2 separate regions of the Homo sapiens genome follow, and region 1 is linked to region 2. Evidence: chromatin loops called from intact Hi-C (ENCODE). Cell type or tissue: endothelial cell of umbilical vein. All regions are shown on one strand. Each heading gives the region's core, and the rest is flanking DNA. Links, peaks and the distances in the headings are about the cores only.

The links. Peaks named below come from ENCODE experiments on the same cell type or tissue, not always from the same donor. Only the 100,000 strongest peaks of a DNase experiment are listed, where the experiment ranks them.
Region 1: it touches region 2 in a loop (6-fold over the local background); 3 of 110 quality-filtered maps call a loop at or near these places.

The regions. Positions count from the first base shown.
Region 1 is chr1:63,533,877-63,541,876 of GRCh38, forward strand. It overlaps EFCAB7 (EF-hand calcium binding domain 7), which reads left to right. Exons shown (of 14, transcript NM_032437.4): 6 at 219-340. It also overlaps the pseudogene RNU7-123P. Among named protein-coding and RNA genes, the nearest start is that of EFCAB7, 14 kb to the left of the region's middle. In endothelial cell of umbilical vein, for the core only: a CTCF peak has its summit at 4,288; no DNase peak of the experiment used is centred there.
Region 2 is chr1:62,905,537-62,919,011 of GRCh38, forward strand. No RefSeq gene overlaps it. Among named protein-coding and RNA genes, the nearest start is that of LINC01739, 100 kb to the right of the region's middle. In endothelial cell of umbilical vein, for the core only: a CTCF peak has its summit at 6,668 (motif pointing right); no DNase peak of the experiment used is centred there.

The DNA.
Region 1 (8,000 bases), core at 1-8,000, 630 kb after region 2:
CTGAAAGGTGACATATTGAAATAAGAATTCTTATTAGAAGCCCATAAATTAGGGATCATTAAAGCCTGATAAATATAAAACTTCTGACTTTATTTCAATAGGGAGAACAAAGAGAATCAAAGTAATACAGTAGATCTTTTATACTGCACTGTGTTTGGAAAAAACTCCTATTGACAACTTTTCATAATGTCAGACCAAATAATCATTACTTGTTGCAGGTGACACCAGGAGTTCTTTACTGTCAGCAACCAGGAAGTTCAAAACATCTGTTTCCTTCACAGTTACCATGGGGGCTAATGGTAACCGAAACTCAAAGTTAATGGAGCCAAATTTAATAAAGGTATAGTATTTTAAGTTAACAGATGACTTTTTCTGAAAAAAATTTGACATTAAGTTTATTAATAACTGTGCAGTGTCTACAGGGAACCAGTAAAGTTTATGAAGTAATTTGAGGTTTTTCTGTGTAATTTCTACCTGTAAGCTAGTGTAATACTTTTAAATTAAAAATGATGAATATTATTATAAGGTCTTCAGTTTGAAAATGGTAACACTCAAGTTTTATAACCTGATGAGTAGATTATCAAGTTATATACTTTGGGAAGCAAATTTTTTGTTTTGTTTAACAAATATTCACCATAGGTGTTTCATATAAATAAATCATTCATTCAATTTCAATTCCTGTGAGAGAATGACAACAAAGTCACTTTGCTAAGTCAATATTTGTAGAGTGTTAATATTGATCTTCTTTCTTTGTTTTCCCTTTCTAGACTCAACCTTTACTAGTTTTCTTTCAACAGAAAATAATAGTTACAGAAATATAAAACATTAACTGGAAACTGCTAGGATACATTAAAAATGTGCACCTAGAGACCTCTGTAAAAGGGGAAAAAATGGTTATGACCACATACTATAACTGCTGTTAGAAAACTGAACTGATTGCTCTCAAGAGCCACATTTTTGTTTCAAATAACAACTCTGTATTTGTTATTGAACTCTGAAGTCCCTTATATCTTTAAATTGCTAGAGAGTGACATTTGTTCTATATTAAAATTTTAAAACATTATCTCCAAGGAATTTTGTTCAGACTGTTTAGGAATCTATACACCCTAAGCAATTTGGTGTGCATGTCCAACATGTTCATACACAATATTTAGTGTTCCAACAATATTACTTTCCACCAATGGAACCTTTTTGTATTTTGCAACTAAATTAATTATTAATAAAATTAACTTAGTTAAATAATTATGGTTTACCTGATTCAAAAGCACAAATAAATGTAATTTTAGCCACTGTAAAGAGAGATATAAATAAATATTAATGTGGATTATGTTAAGTTATAGTAAGACTTTGTCTCTGTGTCATTAGTTGGGCTCATACCAATATAATTTTTAAAATTTAGTTCAATTCAACAAATATTCACTAAGCATGTAATGTGTGCCAGTTATTTTGCTTAGTGTAAAATATGAGCTTGAATTTAAAAATATAAATTTTCATTTGACTATTAACAGTATACCAAGGACTACCTTGGTATATGCTACACTATAGCATAGTATTTATTCATTCATTTATTCAACAAATATTTATTGAATGACTACTGTGTGCCAGTGTTCTAGATGTTGATTAGATTAGTGATCTAGAGTTTTGGGTAGAGATCTACCTGGGCTTGAATCTTAGCTTTATCACTTAATAACTGTGTGATCTTGGGTGAATTTGTCAGCAGCCCTTCAGAGTTTCAGTTTTCTTACCTATAAATAGGGAGTAATTATATTTAGTGTGCTTTGGAAAGATTTAAATCGTATGTAAACATATGTAAAGCATTTAGCACAATGCCAAGGACATTAATAAAGAATAGTGTTAATAATGTTAATACTATTTATTATATACAAAGGACATTAATAAATACTAGTATTAATATTATTATAGAACGAAGAAATAACTGGATGCTTGTATGGGAACGACATGATGAAAGTATAGTTTAAGAAAAGTTAATCTACTGTTGTGTTATATATAGAGACCTCAGAGACACCATCTAAGAGGCCGATAGAGTTTTCCAAATATAAAGTGATGATAACTTGGCCTAGGATAGTACTTAATGTAATACGATAGGGGCAGGTGTAATAGAAAAATGCCAAAATTAGTCTGTAAGTCATAACGATTATTTAACAAAGAGACTAAAGTTTTGTATGTAAGTCAAGAGCAGGGAATGGTGTGGATGATAATTGGGAATTAGGTAAAAGGTACTAAGATAATTTAATGATTAAAAGAAAAGGGCATACTGTCAACTTTTTAATACTGTGAGTTTCATATAAAATGTAATGTCTTTTGGAAATAATTGATAGCTCTGTATATCTTACCTTTTAATATCCTGTTTCGGATCTTGATATTGCCCACTGTTGCTTGCTATCTATTTCTTAGATGAGCTGAAATTATTATTTTTTTAAGTAAGTGACTCTTTTGTTATTCAGCAGCATTCAGTTCTTTGTTTACATTTTTCTTTTCTTTATTTATTTATGCATTTTTTTTAAGACAAGAGTTTCACTCTGTCACCCAGGCTGGAATGCAGGTGGGATCTTGGCTCAGTGCAACCTCCACCTTCCAGGTTCAAGTGATTCTCCTCCCTCAGCTACCCAAGTAGCTGGCATTACAGGAGCATGCCACCATGCCTGGATAATTTTTGTGTTTTTAGTGGAGACGAGGTTTCACCATGTTGGCCAGGCTGGTCTCGAGCTCCTGACCTCAAGTGATCCGTCTGCCTTGGCCCCCCAAAGTGCTGGGATTACAGATGTGAGCCACCACGCCTGGCCACATTTTTCTTTAAGTCTTGTTTCTTCCTGGGTGGTTTTCTGGAAAAACAGAGAACCTGCTAGACAAATTCTAAAAGAACTGTAATACTTGAAGTTTTCTTTTTTTATTTCATAAATTTCATATATTCCTGAGGTTTTATAACCATTCTGAAAAGTACTTGGTTGTGAATGTACAGAATAAATTACTGAAAGGATTGTTAAATTAATTTTCCAGATACTTTAAATTTATTTTAAACAAGTTTGGGTATCTCAACTTCATGTGGAACAGAAAAGTATGGAATTGGGACAGAGAAGGAGGGACTTTTCAGAAATTAGAAAATTGTTGTGATAGATAAGGGTAAGCCATGTTTTAAACCACAAAACCACACAATTGGTAAAGGACTTGAATTACAAAAGGAAAATAAGATCCTTACAGGTACTATACGCATATTACTTTCCATTGGCCATACTTAGTTACTGCATTATTATTCTTTTTAAAATCCCGAATTCTATCCATTTACTTAGGTTCTGTGATGGTCAAGGAATGTCAGGAATTTTCCTTTCAGAGAGGAATAGCTTCACCTTCCTTGCTAAGACCAGTCATGTCTAGAATTAGAGTAAGCCCCAAACTATCAGTTGTAAACTCCAGAGATGCAATACTTCCTATATTCAGATTCTTAGAGTATGCCTACATTTATGTTTTATTCATATATAGTACAACATATGCACACACATCACACACATGTTGTACAACCTATATATTATAAATGTCAAAACATATATAGCATCTACATTGTATACCATTTATATGTTATGTGTATGTCTATATATGGCAATACAAATAAAAACATTTGAAATTCCAAATGGTTCATTATCTGTTTTTTGTGAAAGCTCCAGATAATAATTTTCTTATAAGTTTCTCACATTTTCAAAATGTTGATCAGTTCAACCTGTCAATTAGATTTCAGGCCACATCAATTTTACCCTCCATAAATTATCTATTTAACCTTTTATTTTTTAAGTATGTATAGTTTACAATTCTTTAATAACAAAAAGTGCAACAACTGGTTACCTACCTGTCTTATCATACCCCAAAGCAAATAGCTTCCTAATAAGTATGTGACATAGGAAATCTTTATAAAAAGCAGTAGTGATGATAATGATAGTGATGAGTTCCTCCTCTGACTAAATCTATGGCAGATCTACTGCTTAATAATTCTTTCTCACTGAAAATTTTAATAATACAGAATTTGTATGTTAAAACAAATCATTTTCATTCACTACAGTGTTCCAAGAAAAATGGGACTATACTGATGTATTTGTTTTGATAACAAGAATTTTTTGCTTTAGTATTTGGTTTTGTACTTTTCAGCATTTCGTTATATATTATGAATGAAAATAAGTAAAATTTGTATATGACAAATAAAGGAAATAACAGTTCAGTTTGCACTTATATGAATTTACCTGAATTGGTAGAATACAGCACCACCTCATGCCCTATATAAGAATTACAAGCTATTATTTTATTTCTGCTTTATAATGTCAAAAAATTATATCATACATGGAATTTCTTACTCTTATTCTAAAATTATTTTCAAAACTCAACCTTCTTTCATTTTTCTCTTAATACTCAAACTGTCAGCTTAATCTATAATCCTTTCAAACTGATTTATTTGAATGAGCCAGCCAATTTGTCAGTAATTTTTTCTTTTAGTTCATAACATTTTAGTCTAGGTCCTAGAGAAAAAGCTTTGTATGATTGAAAGTCTATTTGTTTGAAAGGGTATTTTTTTTTCTTTTTCTTTTTTTTTTGAGATGGAGTCTCACTCTATTGCCCAGGCTGGAGTGCAGTGGCACCATCTTGGCTCACTGCAACCTCCGCCTCCCGAGTTCGAGTGATTCTCCTGCCTCAGCCTCCTGAGTAGCTGGGGCTACAGGTGTGCACCACCACGCTGGCTAATTTTTGTAGTTTTAGTAGAGACAGGGTTTCACCACATTGGCCAGGTGGTCTTGAACTCCTGACCTCGTGATCTGCCCACCTCAGCCTCCCAAAGTGCTGGGGATTACAGGCGTGAGCCACCGCACCCAGCCTTGAAAAGAAATTTTAAGTTGAGTAAGCATTGTATGTTTAATAACTCTGGCAGATCTTAAGTTGAATGTTTCCTTTTGAACAGTAGGAGCTATAAGTTCTCCTAGTGAAGTTATTTAGAATTCAAATTGATCTGTATATTACACTGAAGTTTGGTTGATATAAATAATGTGGTATTTGTCTTACTTTAATAACTGTTGTTCTACCATTTTCCAGCTATATTAATCCATATTTAATGTTATAGTATGTAGTTTGGCTGTCTTTCCAAAGAAACTCACAAATTCTCTTCTATTATAGCATTATTTTCTAGACATGGTACTTAGGAAAGACTTATAATAAAAATGTTTAACTTGTTCCCCAGTTAAATTTTATAAAGCTATGTCCTGTTAATCTGTGGCACTGCCCCAGAGGTAGCATCAGCACATTGAAAAATTCTTCCGAAATCTTTGAGTTTCCTAAATGGCACAAATTATGTTTACTACCAGTGTACCAGGCAAAGTACATTATCTTTTAAAGCTTAATTTAACCATTTTTTTAAAGCTGGGGGTAGGGCTGCTGTGCTGATGATTACAGTACAAATTTAAGAAATTTTGCAGCTACTAAATTCTACATTTTTAAAGTAAGAAAACCAAATAATTAAGTTTATCTTAACCCTTAAAAGTATGGAATCCCGATTGATAATGCCTTACCATACTTTATTGTAATATATTCATAAAGTTTATTTTAAAAACTGGCTTAAAAAATCACTGCAGATATTTAAATGTGAAATAGAACAGAACTTAGAATATAACTTACACACTGGAGAGAAAGTAAGGAGACCTAGCTTTTGGTTCTAGTTCTGCAGTCAATTGAGAACTATAGCTGTTCACATATATCACTTTATTTTTCAGACTTTTTTGTCAATCAAAAGAGAAGTCTGGACTAGACTGCTTTTTAGATTTCTTCTACTTTTATAAGTCTGTAATTCTAAAGTATTATCCTTTACCATTCCAAATAGGTAAATATAAAAAATATAAAATATATTGGATGAAATTCCATCTGATGCTATAATCAAAACTGATTGAAAGCATTTAAATGTTTTCCATTTAATGTCAGAATCATAATTCAAACTGTCTCAAAGTGTAACTTGTCTAAATGCTGTATAACATTTCTTTCATTTCTATTCTTTAGCAGTCATCACCATCCAAGGTCATGTTGATTATGTTAAGGGCAATTGGGTCTGAGGTAATGCCAGCATCTGTTGTTAGTCCATATATATGCCCATCCAAGAGATTTACAGGGAAGCTAAATGAAAGTCTGTGTATCATTACTCATCATTAATAGTTGAACTTGGGCCAGGCGCAGTGGCTCACGCCTGTAATCCCAGCACTTTGGGAGGCCGAGGTGGGCGGATCACTTGAGGTCAGGAGTTTGAGACCAGCCTGGCCAACATAGTGAAACCCCATCTCTACTAAAAATACAAAAAATTAGCTGGGTGTGGTGGCAGGCCCCTGTAATCCCAGCTACTCGGGAGGCTGAGGCAGGAGAATTGCTTAAACCTGGGAGGTGGAGGTGGCAGTGGGCCGAGATGGCGCCACTGCACTCCAGCCTGGGTGACAGAGTGAGACTCCATCTCAAAAAAAAAAAAAAAAAAAAAAAGTTGAACTTCAACTTCTGCCACAAGCCCAACTTTGAACCTCATTGTATCACAGATAATAAAAAATTTGAATTCGTACCCTGAGTACATTTTCTTTTAGAAACTTGGTCTAAATGTAGAGGCCAAATGTCTTGGACTCTAGACCTAATATTGCTACAAACTCCTTATAAAACTCTGAACCCATATAATCTCTGGCTACCTCAATTTTTCTGTTTATTAAAATGACTTAATTCATATCTACCCCATACTGCCTCATAGTGATGTTGTTGAAATATTATATATAATGACTTCTTTCTGTCATGGGCAATATACTTAACAAGATAAATTTCAGTAAGTTAAGGTCACATCTTAATTTCTTAGAATTAAAAATACACATATCTTGTATACCCCAAAGGTGTGACAGTGCAGGTGATTAATGACTGACTGAAAGCTTGAGTATAGTTCAGTTTATAATGATAAAATCTTAAAATGCAGTTTAAGAAGAAATTTCCAAAGAAAAGATAAAGATAAAAATAGAAAACTTGTATAAATTGAGAAATAACCAAAATGAAAATAAAAGGAAATAGAGAAAATACATTCATTAACACTCACAGAGTGGTTAATATCTAAAATAGTCAAAAGAATTTATTAAAATATGTAAGAAAAATGCTAAGTCTGCAACAGAGTTATGAGAATAGGAGAATGGGTAATTTATACAAAATAAATAATAAACACATGAGGGAAATGTTCAGCCTTGGTATTAATAATCAGAGAAATTCAAATTAATGCAAAAGTTACTACAATACCATTTTTACTATCAAATACTTGAGGCATATACAAATATATGGAATACCATAATGAATGCTTTATGTACCCACACCTTGCTTATGAAATCATCCCACATCACCCAATTTTTTTATAAAACAATACTAACCAAATAATGGTAAAATTATTACATTATATACCATTGGTGGTATTGTAAAATTGGCAGTACTGTTTTATAAAGCACTATGGGAACACATGTCAATAGCTTTAAAAATATACATACATTTTTGCCTAGAAGTTCTCAAGGAAATTATTCATCAGAAGAAAAGCATTTAGACAAAACAGTATTCTATTAATATTGTGATAAGAAATTAGAAATGACCTAAATGTCTAACATTTTAGAAATAGTTAACTAAATAATGGTATACCAACTCAATGTTTTTGTTTTTTTTTTGAAACGGAGTTTTGCCGTGTTACCCAGGCTGGAGTACAGTGGCACGATCTCAGCTCACTGCAACCTCCGCCTCCCGGTTTCAAGGAATTCTCCTACCTCAGCCTCCTGAGGCTGGGATTACAGGTGCCCACCACAACACCCGGCTAATTTTTGTATTTTTAGTAGAGATGGGGTTTCACCATGTTGGCCAGGCTGGTCTTGAACTCTTGACCTCAGGTGATGCACCCACCTTGGCCTCCCAAAGTGCTGGGATTCCAGGAGTGAGCCACCATGCCCAGCCCCAACACAATTTTT
Region 2 (13,475 bases), core at 3,269-11,268:
CTCACTGATGTATCAAATACAATGTCTGCACAGGGTTCAGCGCCTGAGCCAAATGTTAAAGTTATTTGTTCTTGTCAATAAACTAAACTTTACAGTGACCCTCTATTTTTATTATGCCACATGTATTTTAAGAGAGGTGGTTGCTGCTTGAGCTGGCAGCCAGTGCTATCCTGAAGCCCACCGAAGGCCAAGGAAGCACGTTTCCCTGGGGGCACCCCATCAGTGTACAAGGTGCTGACTGCTCTAGTGAAGTTTCCTCCCGGTCTCAGGGCAGCCGTACCTTGCCTCCAAGGGAGACCCATCTGTGAGATAGGGCTTCTGGCGGTGTGTTGTCTGGCCCTGAGCTACAGAAGGTAAGTGTTTGTAAATGAAATGTAAAAACACAAAGCAAAAAAACCCAGCAGTGATTCTGACCTCCAAGCACCCAACCTACTACTGCCACTGAGAATGAAATGCTCCTTGGTATTCAAAGAACCAGTGCGTACCAGTGACTTACCGCTGATGCTCCCAGGCGTGAGTTGAAGGAGCTCGAATGTAACTGGGCCCATACCTGGCAAGCAGTGAGTGTCCTGGGCTTGGTTTCAGGATGAGCAATGGATTCCTCCTCGGGAAGCTCTGTTTGCCGTCGTGCAGTTTGAATTCGTCTCCTTTTTCTTTTTGACCCTGGGTGGAGAGAAATAATTGAAATACAAAGCTCATTTTTTAAAAAGAGTTTTGCCTAACATTTTTTTTTTAATTTATTGTCTCTCCCAGATAGTGTTGCTTAAAAGGAGCAAAATATACTTGCTTTTTAAAGTTCATATTTACTGTTAATCCTCCATGTAGAGCTGACGTTAAGAAGCAGGACATTTAGAACATTTAGCAATCGACTGGGTGGAGGGGGAAGGGAAGTAAAGGCCTATTTGGTCCAGAAACGGGATAAGCCATAAAGTAAAAACTTAATTTCACATCATGTACAATTTTGAAAATTTAAAATTTAAATACTTTATAAACTTCTGCCAAACTCCACTGCGCCCCCTGAAGTGTGTGAAAGGCAACAACAGCTCACGTAGCCCCTTGTGTGGTAGCTGCCATTCTGATTTAAAAAGAGAGGTGCGGCCAGTGTTCAGAGCAATTAAAAGCGGTCAAAAATAGCAGACAGCTTTGTGGTTGGTGCACAGTGATTTGAGGAAAATTCAGCACTGGTATTTCTATCATAGCACAAGTCTGTGCGTTGCTAAGTAGATTGCCCTAGTGGCACTCCATGTATTGCAACCGCAAATATCAGGCTCTGTCACGAGTGAGCAAGATCCAGATGTATGAGAATCTGGGTGGTCCTAAGAGACTCCCCCGCATAGACCCACAGACACATTGCAGCAGCTGGATGGGTAAAGCTGATGCTTTGGAACAGAGATTTCATGGTCCTGAGTCAGTGAAACTGTGTGTTCTAGGTGTTTTCTACTTCATAGATTGATGAAAACGTCACAACCAATGTTCTCATTTTTTAAAAGGCAAAAAATTGTTTTTCTATTTAAAATTTTAATTTAAGCAACACGATAAAAATAACATGTAACTTTGGGTTGTTTTAGTCCTTAGCCTATATATTTCAAATACAGGAATTAAAATTGAATTAGTAATTTTTGTTATTTAAGAAAAAAAAGAACTATGAATGAACATTAAGGTTTTTTTTTTTTCATATTTTCCCACATCCAAATTCCAACCTTTACTCCATAAGCACAAGGAGAGGGGGTGGGACACAGCAAAGAATAGCAGCTGCTGTTTATTGAGCACTTACTATGTGTGAGGCATGGGGCTAAGTGCTTGGCCTGCCTAAGTCAGTCATTTCATCCTTACACCCTTACTGAAGGTGGTTACTGAGGAGAAAACTGAAGCTAGGAAGAGGCAAAACCAAGGTCTGAAAATATGTCCATCTAACTCCAAAAACCTAGAATGGCCTCCCTGTTTGGGACCAGCAGTAAGTAAGAATTTATCAAAAGCATAGAAACTTTGCCTCTTTATGGCAAAATTATGAGAGAAAAAGGAAAGGGGAAAAATTTAAACATGGATGGTCATGTTCTTTTCTCTCACTCTTTCAAAGTAGACTTTATTGTTTAGAACAGCTCTAGATTTACAGGAAAAATCAAGAAAGCAAAGTTTTCTTTTCTCTTTTGCTATGATGTTGAAGGTTCTGAATTTGTAGACTTTAGAGGCTTAAAAAGTGAAGATTTTTCAAGTAAAATTGTATTATTATGGTCAATTTCATAACTAAGCAGGGACATTTTGTTGATAACTGGCATCATAATTTGGGGGAGAGGGTGTAGTCTAAAGCTTTTTTTACTATCATTGATTTTTCTTGTCAAGCTTTCCATTTCTGCCCTCATTCTGATGATGTCCAGTAACCAAGAGTCAGGGATGACCAAGGGTGGAGATACCTTGGGATTTAGAGTCATAAGCCTTGGGTTTAAACCCCAGTTCTGCCACTTAACTAGCTGGGCAAGTTAACTTCTTTGTGAATCTCAGTCTCCTCCTCTGAAATGGGAATAATGAGAATCAACTGAGTTAGAAAAGATTCCATCGTAAGCTGTAAAGGGCCAATCAAATGTCAGTTCTGATGGTGACTGCTCTTTACACTTGAGATGTGCATCTAGGCTAATGTAACTTATTTGATAAACCACAGTGTATATATTGCAATAAGCTGTGTTCTCTAGAGAATAAACTAATGAAATTCATAAGGTCATGGGTGGAATTTTGGTTTTGGAATCTATCCAGATTTTGAATCTTGGCCCTCCCACTTAGCCGTTATGTAACTTTGAACTTTGTCTGTGCGGTCTCTGGTTCTTTGATTCCTTAGATCTAAAATGAGATAACATCACCTAACTTACAGAGTTGTTTTGAGGATTAGATTAGATGTACATTAATACAGTGCCATCTACAGAATAAACCCCCAGGCTTATTGTAATTTCTTCTGCAGCTTCAGACCCTCCCTGGGTTCCCTCCTGGGAGTGCCCTTCACCTCCCCAAGCTCTTCTTTTTAAATATTCATAACAGGGGCAAGTCCTTATGCTCTGAGGCCTTCACTTTTGAAAATGGAAGCTAAGTAGGATAAATAAAATGGGTGATTAAGCTAAGCAATATGGTTTTGGGTTACAATGAAAGCATGTTGATGACTTTGTGCAATGGTTACTTTCTTTGTGACTTCTCGCTTGAAACTCACTCCCAAAGAAGAGATTAGATCTGGTTTGGATGATAATCTTTTGATTCTTGGAAAGCATGATTTAAAAAGAAAATTCTAAGAAGCTATGGGTTTTTTTTGGCATTTTATTTGCAGAGTGCCTTATAAATTGAGTCTAGGGACCTCTTCTCCTTATATGAAACACTCCCTCCCTGCTCCCCAACCCATACTCTGCTGAGATAATTCCAACTCGTATTTCAGGTTTCAGTTTAAGCATCACTTCCTCAGGCAGGACATGTAACAGACAGGCGAACCTCACTTTGATCCCTGTACTTCTTTTGTAATATTTACTGCCTTATAATCACTTATTAAATGTATGCTTCCACAACAAACTCTAAAGCCCCATAACATGAACAATTCCAAAGAACTGAATCCTCAGAAACTTGTCTGTTCCTCATGTGGGCAAGATATCCTCAGGAAAAAAGAACTGCGGTAAGAATCTTAAACTATTTACAGTAATCCTGTGGATGGTTATGAGATTATGAGATTTTTGTGTATATTTGGGGGAAATAAAACAAATTAGTAATTAAGAGTTATTGTAATTCTATCATTTCTGGAGTTTTTGAAAACTGGGACTATCAGTGTGGGAGAAATGAATAAAACTTTCGTAGTTTAAAGTATCAATGGGAAATCATAATTAATTTTATTTTGGGAATTTCAACTCTATCCAGTGAAAAGTCCTAGAAACAATGACCAATACAGAAACACTGAGCACCCCTAGTACTAGATTGTGGTGCTGAAATACCATTGCTCACTAAAAGGAACCAAGGCTCCTTAGAGAAATAGCTGATTCCAAGTTAGGGACAAGGAATGTTCAACGTGTGCCTGTCAGAACTTCTATTAGCTGGCAAGGAGGTGATCAGAACCTATTGGGGTTTGGTGAAAAGGACTCAGGAGCCAATTTGAAGGGTCTCCTGGCTAAAAATGGGACAATTCAAGCATCCATAAAGGTAATAACTGTAATTGATTAAAACCCATCAGGTATAATTAAAAATCATAAATTCACAATGATAGCAAAAAAGAAAAAGAAAGAGAGAGTAAAGGGAAGGGGGAAAGAGGAAGGAGTGGGAAAGAGGAAGGAGCAGCAAAAAGGAAGAGAGGGAGAAATCAAGCAGTGGATCACCATGAAAAGATGCCAGTGGACCAATATGCTGTCTGAAAACTGAAAATAAAGGGAAAGAATGAAGCATTTGGCTTGTCTTTTCCATGTGAATTACACAACTGGATAACCAAATTGAAGATGAAGGAAAGTTTCTTTTTGTAAACGTATTCCGCCTAATAAAGACAGAAAGAAGGAGACTATCAACATTTTGCAACCTCTAATGAATGAATGGATTGAGGCATTAATTCAGCTACTAACATCACAAAGGAGAGACACTGATATTATGTCTCCTGACGAAAGGACACACTTTGCCAAAAAGAAAAAAAAAAGAAAAAAGAAAAATCAAACTGGAAAATATAAAGCAAATCCCTGTCTAGGCCTCACCTCGAAGGAGGAGCCTTTTCTTGCCACTCCGGGTGTAATCAAACACTACTTCCTCTATTCTGCTTTTACATCTTATCCATACATTCACTTATTTCACAGACGTTCATCCATTTGATCACTGCATCGTTTTCTTGTTTCTCTTCTTGTCCTCCTACATGCTATGATAATATCCACTCGGCAACTAAATGATCATTTTCAAATGTAAGTCGGAGCCTGTTGCTCCTCTGATTAAAACCTGCCAGTGGCTTCTCATTAACTCTTGAGTCAAATCAAAGGTCTTTACTGTGACCACCAGATCTACAGACTCTGGTCCAAATTCTTCACCTTCTACTCTCTCCCTAGTCACTTTGCTTAGCCACACAGATCTGTCAACACGGGAAGCACACTCCCATCTCAGCACCCTTGCATAGAATACTGCTCCTGCAATATCTGCACAGCTTGCTCCCTTACTACTTCAAAGTCTCTTTATAGCCTCTTACTAGAGGGGCTTTTGTTGGCTATCCTGTATCAAAAACAACCTTGGCACTCTATTCCCTTGGCACTCTATTCCCTTTAACCAGTTAGTTTTTTTTTTTTTTTGGAGTACTTCTCATCATGACTATGTCTTACATTCATTTGTTTATTATCTCTCCCCCATTAGATGGGAAGCTCTAGAGGCAGAGACTTTGTTTATTTCATTCGTTTCTATATCTCTGGTGCCTAGAACGGTACCTTGTATATAGTATGTGCTCAAAAAATACTTGTGGAATGAATGAATGGGTGCATTCATGAGATGCTGTGTCACAGTATATTGCATTGAACATTGAGTCTCCCATAAAAGTGGTTGAGGGCAAGGAGCATTTTTTTTTTTAACTTTTAAGTTAAGGGGTACATGTGCAGGTTTGTTACATAGGTAAATTTGTGTCATGAAGGTTTGTTGTACAGACTATTTTCATCACCCAGGTATTAAGCCTAGTACCCGTTAGTTATTTTTCATGTTACCCTCTCTCTCCCCACACCTTGCACCCTCCAATAGGCCCCAGTGTGTGTTGTTCCCCTGTACGTGTCCATGAGTTCTCATCCTTTAGCTCCCACTTATAAGTGAGAACATGTGGTATTTTGTTTTCTATTCCTGGGTCAGTTTGCTAATGATAATGCCCTCCAGCTCCATCCATGTTCCCACAAAGGACATGATCTTGTTCTTTTTTATGGCTGCATAGTATTCCATGGTGTCTATGTACCCCATTTTCTTTTTTTTTTTTTTAGACGGAGTCTTGCTCTGTCGCCCAGGCTATGTACCCCATTTTCTTTATCCGGTTTTCCATTGATAGGCATTTAGGTTGACTCCACGTCTTTGCTATTGTGAATACTGCTGCAATGAACATACATCTGCATGTGTTTTTATAATAGAATGATTTATATTCCTCTGGGTATATACCCAGTACTGGAATTGCTGGGTTGAATGGTAGTTCTGTCTTTAGGTCTTTGAGGAATTGCCATACTGAAGGAGCATGTTTTATTTAGCTTTTCACTGCAGCATCTTACATGATGACTGGCACTGCGTAGGTCCTCAATAAATGCTTTTTGTACTATTAAACATTTTTACCTAATGATTTTTATACCTCTAGCTATATTTCTAAAATATTAGGAGATTTGTATTGTGTATGTGCTGGTGTGTCAGAGGTCTCCTTGGATTCCTAAGTTGTATTTCTGTGAGGAAAAAGTCTTGAAATAAAAATCCCATAAGAAATAAAATCATCCCATCATGAAAAAAATAGAGTGAGTTCTAAAGACCAATAAAGGCACAGAAATAAAGCATGTCAGTAATTGGTCAGACATGAATGGAGGATACTGTGTGAATGTTGGAACCTCTCATAATCACACCTCCTATAGATGTTGATATGAAGATCTCTGAGAATGAAGATCTCTGAGAAAGTGTCCACAGGATGTGGATGAGGGGAAATAAAGGATCTGCAGCCACACTCTCTGGGAACCACTAGGTGGTGCTGTCAAAGACAATGATTTTCATTTGTGGATGTGGGAGATGGAAAATAACTTGCTTTTAAAGTGTATTACTTCTATTTTTTATTACAACATTGCATAGTCATTGTAGAACATTTAGTAAGTACAAATAAGCAAGATGAAGAAACATTCACCCAGAATGTTTCCAGAAAGTTCTGTGGAGTCAATAGCAGTGTGTATACTCTCAAAACAGGTAACAACAATAATAATAATGACTTACATTTTAAGTGCTTACTGCATCAGATACCAGACCAATGCTTTCTACTTACCAGCCACCCAGTCTTTTTAGGAAATTTCTTTCTGTACAGTCATAAGTGAGACAAAGATATAGTTATATAGTTTTATATATTGATAGGTATAACATACTGGTTTTTATTTGATAGCCCAGCATATAGTAGATGATCAACAAATCTTAGTTGAACAAATTCTTGAGAACTTAATTACATAATTCATGAAAAGCATCTACCCCATATAGTAGATGCTTCCTTCAATAAATAGTAGCTATGTATTGCTACATGATTAACATTAATGAGTTTACAAAACAACCTTGAAAATGTTTTTTGTTGCAGTTGCCCCAAAACAGCTAAGCTTAATTTGTTGAGTGACCCAGGCTTATTTGGTTGAGTGACCTAGTAACAATAAGAAGTCTAAATTCAGCTTCTCAATGGACATTTTTGCCCCTTTATCCTTCTGCCCTTGGTCTCTAGGTTGCTTTGGGCTCAAGGAGTTGTGTCCCAGACTGGCAGAGGTCTGAAAAGTGAAGCCAGCATGGAATCCTAGAGTTTCCTAGTGACTGCTATCCAGGGTCGCACTATTAGTGGGGCTTATAGAAACAAAAATGGGGCTGGGTTCGCTGGCTAATGCCTGTAATCCCAGCACTTTGGGAGGCTGAGATGGGTGAATCACTTGAGCCCAGGGGTTTGAGACCAGCCTGGGCAGCATGTCAAAACTCATCTCTACAAAAAATACAAAAATTAGCCAGATGTGGTGGTGGACCTGTAGTCCCAGCTACCTGGAGTCTGAGGTGGGAGGATCACCTGAGCTGGGGGAGATAGAGGCTGCAGTGAGCCCTGATGGTGCCACTGCACTCCAGCCTGGACCCTGTCTCAAAAAAAAAAAAAAAAATAAAGAAAGAAAGAAAGAAAGAAAGAAAACTGGGTGCTGGGGCTGGTTGGTTCAGGGCAGCTGTGCCTAACAGAATTTCTTGGGATTACTAAATGATTAGCAGACCGTATTTTCCTTGTGCCTGTATCTCCATTTCTTTCTCAGCCACTTCAGTTTCTATGTCATCTGAGCCCTCTTTAAATTTAACTTAATAAATACTTTTGAGTTACTGTGAGCAAGGTACTGTGTTAGGTGTGTGGTGAGAGAAAGGATAGAGAGATAATGATATCTCTGCCTTTAGAAGCTTTCAGACTAGTAGGGAGGATAAGGGAAGTACCTGTCTCCAAGATGAGTAACCACTTCCACGTCTTCTGACTTTCAATCAGTAAAATAGAGTTTCTCAATGTGTGATAAGGGGGCATCTGCATCAATTTCTCCTGGAGTGTTTGTTAGCATCTCAGATCTGCTGGATCAGAATTTCTGGGTAGGAGAGGCAGAAGTCTTTGGAATCTGTATACAACAAGCATCACAGGTGCTTTTTACACTCACCGAAGTTTGCAAACTACTGCTGTTGCTTCCCGAGGTGATTGCAGACAATAATGGAGATTGAAAGGAAGAAAGAGTGTGTGTTTAACATGCTTGCTACACGAAACTCTACTAATCACCTTTCATCTTTTGACTCCTGTTAGGTGTACCAAGAGAAACTATTATCATCCTCATTTCCCTGTTTTAAAGATGAGGATTTAGGTACAGAGAGGTTAAGTAACATGCCCAAGATCACACATAGAAAGTGGCGGAGGCAAGATTTGAATCGATGTGGTCTGATTCCAAAGTCTATGCTTTTAACCACTGTGTTCACTGCCTCTCATAGATGGTGGCTTTCAGAAAAGACTAACAAAGACTTGGAAAGGTGTAGAATTCCCAAGTGAAGAACATGGGCAAAATGATTGATTTTGAAATGTAATAACCATAAGGAACTATTGGTTCTCGTTAGTCTGTTTACAATAGATTATATGGTATTGTTTTTATTCTTCCAAAGTCACATGGGTAGTTTTAAAAAAGATCATAAAACCAATCTACTGAACACCTTATCTGTATAATGCTGTTGAAAGGCATTATCTAATCCTTGTGACAACTCTGATGTAATATTTGATTCAATGTAGAGATACAGAAAGTATTCTCAGAGAGTGCAAGTAATTTTTTCCCAAGTATATACAACTATTAAATGGTAGAATGAGGTCTGTTTTTACTCAACATCTGTTGCAGCAGTGATGTGTTCAGCTCTAAGTAACAGACATCTCAATGCAAAATGACTTGAACAATACAGAAAGGTGTTCTTATATATATCTCACATGTCAGCAAGTCCTGAGGCAGGATGGGTTTCAGAGTTGGTTAATTCAGAGGCTCAGTTATGTCATCAGGGTCTTAATGTCTACTCCATCTTGGTATTTGCCCAAGTTTGAGCAATTTACGGGTTGAATTGTGTCTCCCAGTAAGAAACATTGAGTCCTAATCCCTCAGTACCTTAGAATGTGACCTTATTTGGAAATAGGATCTTTATAGAGGTAATGAGGTTAAAATTAGGTCTTTGGGGTGAGCCCTAATATAATATGACTGGTGTTCTTATAAAAAGGGGAAACTTAGACACAGAGACAGAAAAATAGAAGGGAAATGATGTGAATACACACAGTGAGAAGATGGCCATGTGACTGGAGTGATGCACTTTCTAAGCCAAGGAACCCAGATGCTAAAAGAGCAAGGAAAGATTCTCCTCTAGAGCCATCAGAGAGGAAGACTCAGCTGACACCTTGATTTCAGACTTCTAGCTTCCAGAACTGTGAGATTCTGTTGTTTTAAGTCTCTCAGTTATTTTGTTGTGGCAGCCCTAGGAAACTAACACTGTGTTCTGCCATCATTGGTGTTGGTTTCATCCTATGCTGGTAGTAGGATGGCTACTTCACTTTCAGAGGTCACATCCAGATATCAAAATGTCCAGCTTCTTTGGTTGGCCAGAATATTCTTCTCTGCTGTGGCCCCAGCCAACTTCCTCTCCTACTTCACTGGTCAGAGTCCCATGCCTTTCCTCAAACTCAGAAATGGCAAACGGAATAGGGTTGCCTATGACCAGTCAAACCCACCTGGTGAGGACTGGACTGTCTTCCCTCCAGTCTGTATGTTGCAGCCCTAGCCCTCAATATGATTGTATTTAAAGATAGGAATTTTAAGAGTAATTAAATTAAATTTTAAGAGTAATTTAAAAAGGTTAAATGAGATCATAAGGGTGGATGGAGTTCTAATTCAAAAGATTGGTGACCTTACGAGAATAGAAATCTCTCTCTCTCTCTCTTCTCTCTCCTCTCTCTTTGTGTGCATGAACTGAGAAAAGGCCATGTGAGCACACAGCCATCTGCAAGCCAGAAAGAGAGCCCTCACCAGAAACTGACCCTGCCAGCCCCTTGTTCTTGGACTTTCAGTCTCTAGAACTGTAAGAAAATAAATTCTGCTTGTTTAAACCACTCGATCTATGATATTTGTTATGGCAGCCTAAGCTCACTAATGCACCACTCTTATAAACGAAGAGATCAGCTTCCCCTGAGATGCATGGCTGTGTATAAAAATAGGTTCTTGAACAAAATCAAGTTATGCCAGGAAAGAAGATGGTGGGGAGAAGGAATGCTGGGTAGGCCACCAACAGTTTCTACTATATTCTAAATTTTGTTCATCATGCCATAGCTTTTCTTTTCTTTTCTGTCCTCTTCTCTTCTCTATTTTCTTTTCTTTTTTTGAGACAGAGTCTCACTCTGTCCCCCAGGCTGGAGTGCAGTGGCATGATCTCAGCCCACTGCAACTTCTGCCTCTGAAGTTCAAGGAATTCTCATGCCTCAGCCTCCTGAGTAGCTGGGATTATGGCATGTGGCACCACGCCTGGCTAATTTTTTGTATTTTTAGTAGAGATGGGGTTTTGCCATGTTAGCCAGGCTGGTCTTCAACTCCTGGCCTCAAGTGATCTACCCGCCTTGGCCTCCCAAGGTGCTGGGATTACAGGCATAAGCCACTGTACCCAGCCGACAGCTATCTTTTCCTTGTCCCAGTTTCTCCTCATAGGATGGGAATGATTGCTTTTGTCTTACTTGATGATGAGAGATGTGAACTTGGATTTATAAGTTAATTCAATGTAAATAAATATTGGTCATTATAGAACCTGAAGCTCAATGCTTGACTCAATGCCCAAAACACAGTAGACTCTCACATGGCAGGCAAAATTCACCATCTGCAGTCCTTGACTCTCAGGGTCCAATTTTTGTGACTGTCCTATTGAGTGGAAGGGCTCTGGAGAGGGCTCATGGTTTCTTTTGGACCTAGAATTTCAGGAGTAATTAGGAGGATACCTTCACCTCCATCCCTTATGAGGAGCTCCTGACTTCTGCTTCACTATGAGAAAGTCAGATATACGGTTGCTGTGTCTCTCACTCAGGCCTTCCAGTAGTTTCTGTCTTTTAAAGCAGATACGGTTCCTTAGTGCATATATAGGAATGTGAAATCCATTAAAGGGTCCTGAATATGTTGGGGAAAATTATGACAGGATAAGTATGATGTAATTTAAGTATTTTGGCACAGCAAATGGAAAGAAATTACATTTCCTATTATCTTCCAACAGTTATTGAAAATGAAATGAAATATATTCTATACTCCCCCAAAAAGTCAAGGGTTTTTTTTTCCCCTTAGACGCAATTTTTCCCGCAGTTTGTTCATTTGGTATGCATTCCCCTCCTTTCACGACATGGAGGCATTCTGTTATGAAACATTCAATGAAAAAAAATGAACAAAAAAAGTATACTACTTCTTTAAAATATATTGCAAGAATACTCATTTTCAGCTTTTTATTGCAGCACTAGCTGGTATTCTTGCATGCAGTTTTGTAATTTATTCTGAACATTCTACTTAAACCTTTTTTCAATAGCATGATTTTATTAGCGTCAGCTCACTGGACTTTCCCAAAAAGGTATTTAAGATCAAATAAAACCAGTGCTTGGAAAAATATCATTACAATATGGAAGCAGTTACAAAAACATTAGTACTGCAAAGTTTTATTTCAAATGGCTGAGCTTGCTGTACCCCGGGTTATGGTACTTCTACTTCTGCAGGCACACTTACTGGGGAAATGGGAAAAACTGTCATCTTAGCAGTTTTTGCACATGTTAGGGGGCAGTGCGGGGAGAAGAAAAGGGTATAAAAATTTAAAGTGAGGCAGCAAAATTTTTAGATGCTGGCATCAATAGGAAAAATCAATTGTCCTCCATCCCGAACCCCGCCTTCTCATCCCACACTTCCTAACCACCCTCCACATGTCACTTGTCCCAGTGGATATGATAGAAACCTTCAAGTTAGCCTTTACCCAGAGGCAAAGTGCTGTCCTTTCTAAAATATGGAAGGTACCCTTTGAAATATGAGTGGATTGATTACTGAATTCGATGTGTCAGAGTATTATATGCCTTTTGGGGTTTTGTTCCATACCTAATAAACTCTTGTCAACATGGTGTCTTATTGGTCAACTGATGTCTTTTAGCACCTCTGTCTGGTCAGCCACAGAGAAAGTTCCTATCTGAAGGCTTAGCCTGGACACACCTTCGGCGGGGTAGGGCGAGCTTTATAGACAGGCTGGTGAGTCCCCAGGCTCCCGTGGTGAGCACTCTGCAGCCCAAGTCCTTTCCCTCGAGTGCAGTTCCCCGAGGCCACTCCACACTCACCTTCAATCAGGCTAAGGAGCAAACCAGCACCCTCCTCTCACTCAACTTCGTTAACAGAGCATCAAGTACAAATATTTTTTCTTGTTCGCTTGTGAATGCGTCTCTCCCTTTCATGGTAACTGACAGCCAGTATGGCTGGAACTCAGCCTCAAGTGGGGGAGAGTCAGCCATGTCCACCCCTGCAATTTGATGGGCTTTAGGAGGTTGCTTTCAATTAAAATCTGATATTTATGAGGAAAAACAGTGTCGTTTGCCACAGGATACAAATTGCTCTTGGATCTGGTGTTTTACATTTTAAAGGAAGTAATCTACTATTGGTTTTGCAGTACAAAAGGGATGCTTAGTAAAGATGAAAGAAATTCGCATTTCTAGGTATTGGTATTTTCCTGTAGGTGATTATTAATCGACATGCAATTCTCCTACCCGATATTTCTTGCAGCCCTTTTCCTGCAAGCATCAAATCTATGGCAAAACACCCACATCCCTTAAGTTTGCAGATCAGGTGGTTTCTACGTGGACTTTCAAAAGCGATTTTTAAATTGCGAGTTACTATTCGTATTACTTTTCTAAGGAGAAATATGCTTAAAAAGTAAAGTCTTTATTGCTTCTTAAAAGGCCTAGCACTCTGTGATAAATTCTCATATTTTGACTGTTAATATGTTTGAATGAAAATTATTTATACATTTGGGTGAGGTTGAGTGGTTTTCATTTGATTGCTGCCTCTGGAAATGAAAGCAGAGTAGCAGGAAATTTCCATGTCATGCTGTGATGTATATCCAGATTATGAGATGATTGTGCAGCAGACGAACCCCGAGTAAAATCATTCCCATCAAACTGTGACAACTGCAATTCCTGACAAGGCCTCTTAGTTTTGGGGGCTATTATCATTGTACAAGAATATAATCTATTGACAGCAGGGCTGTTT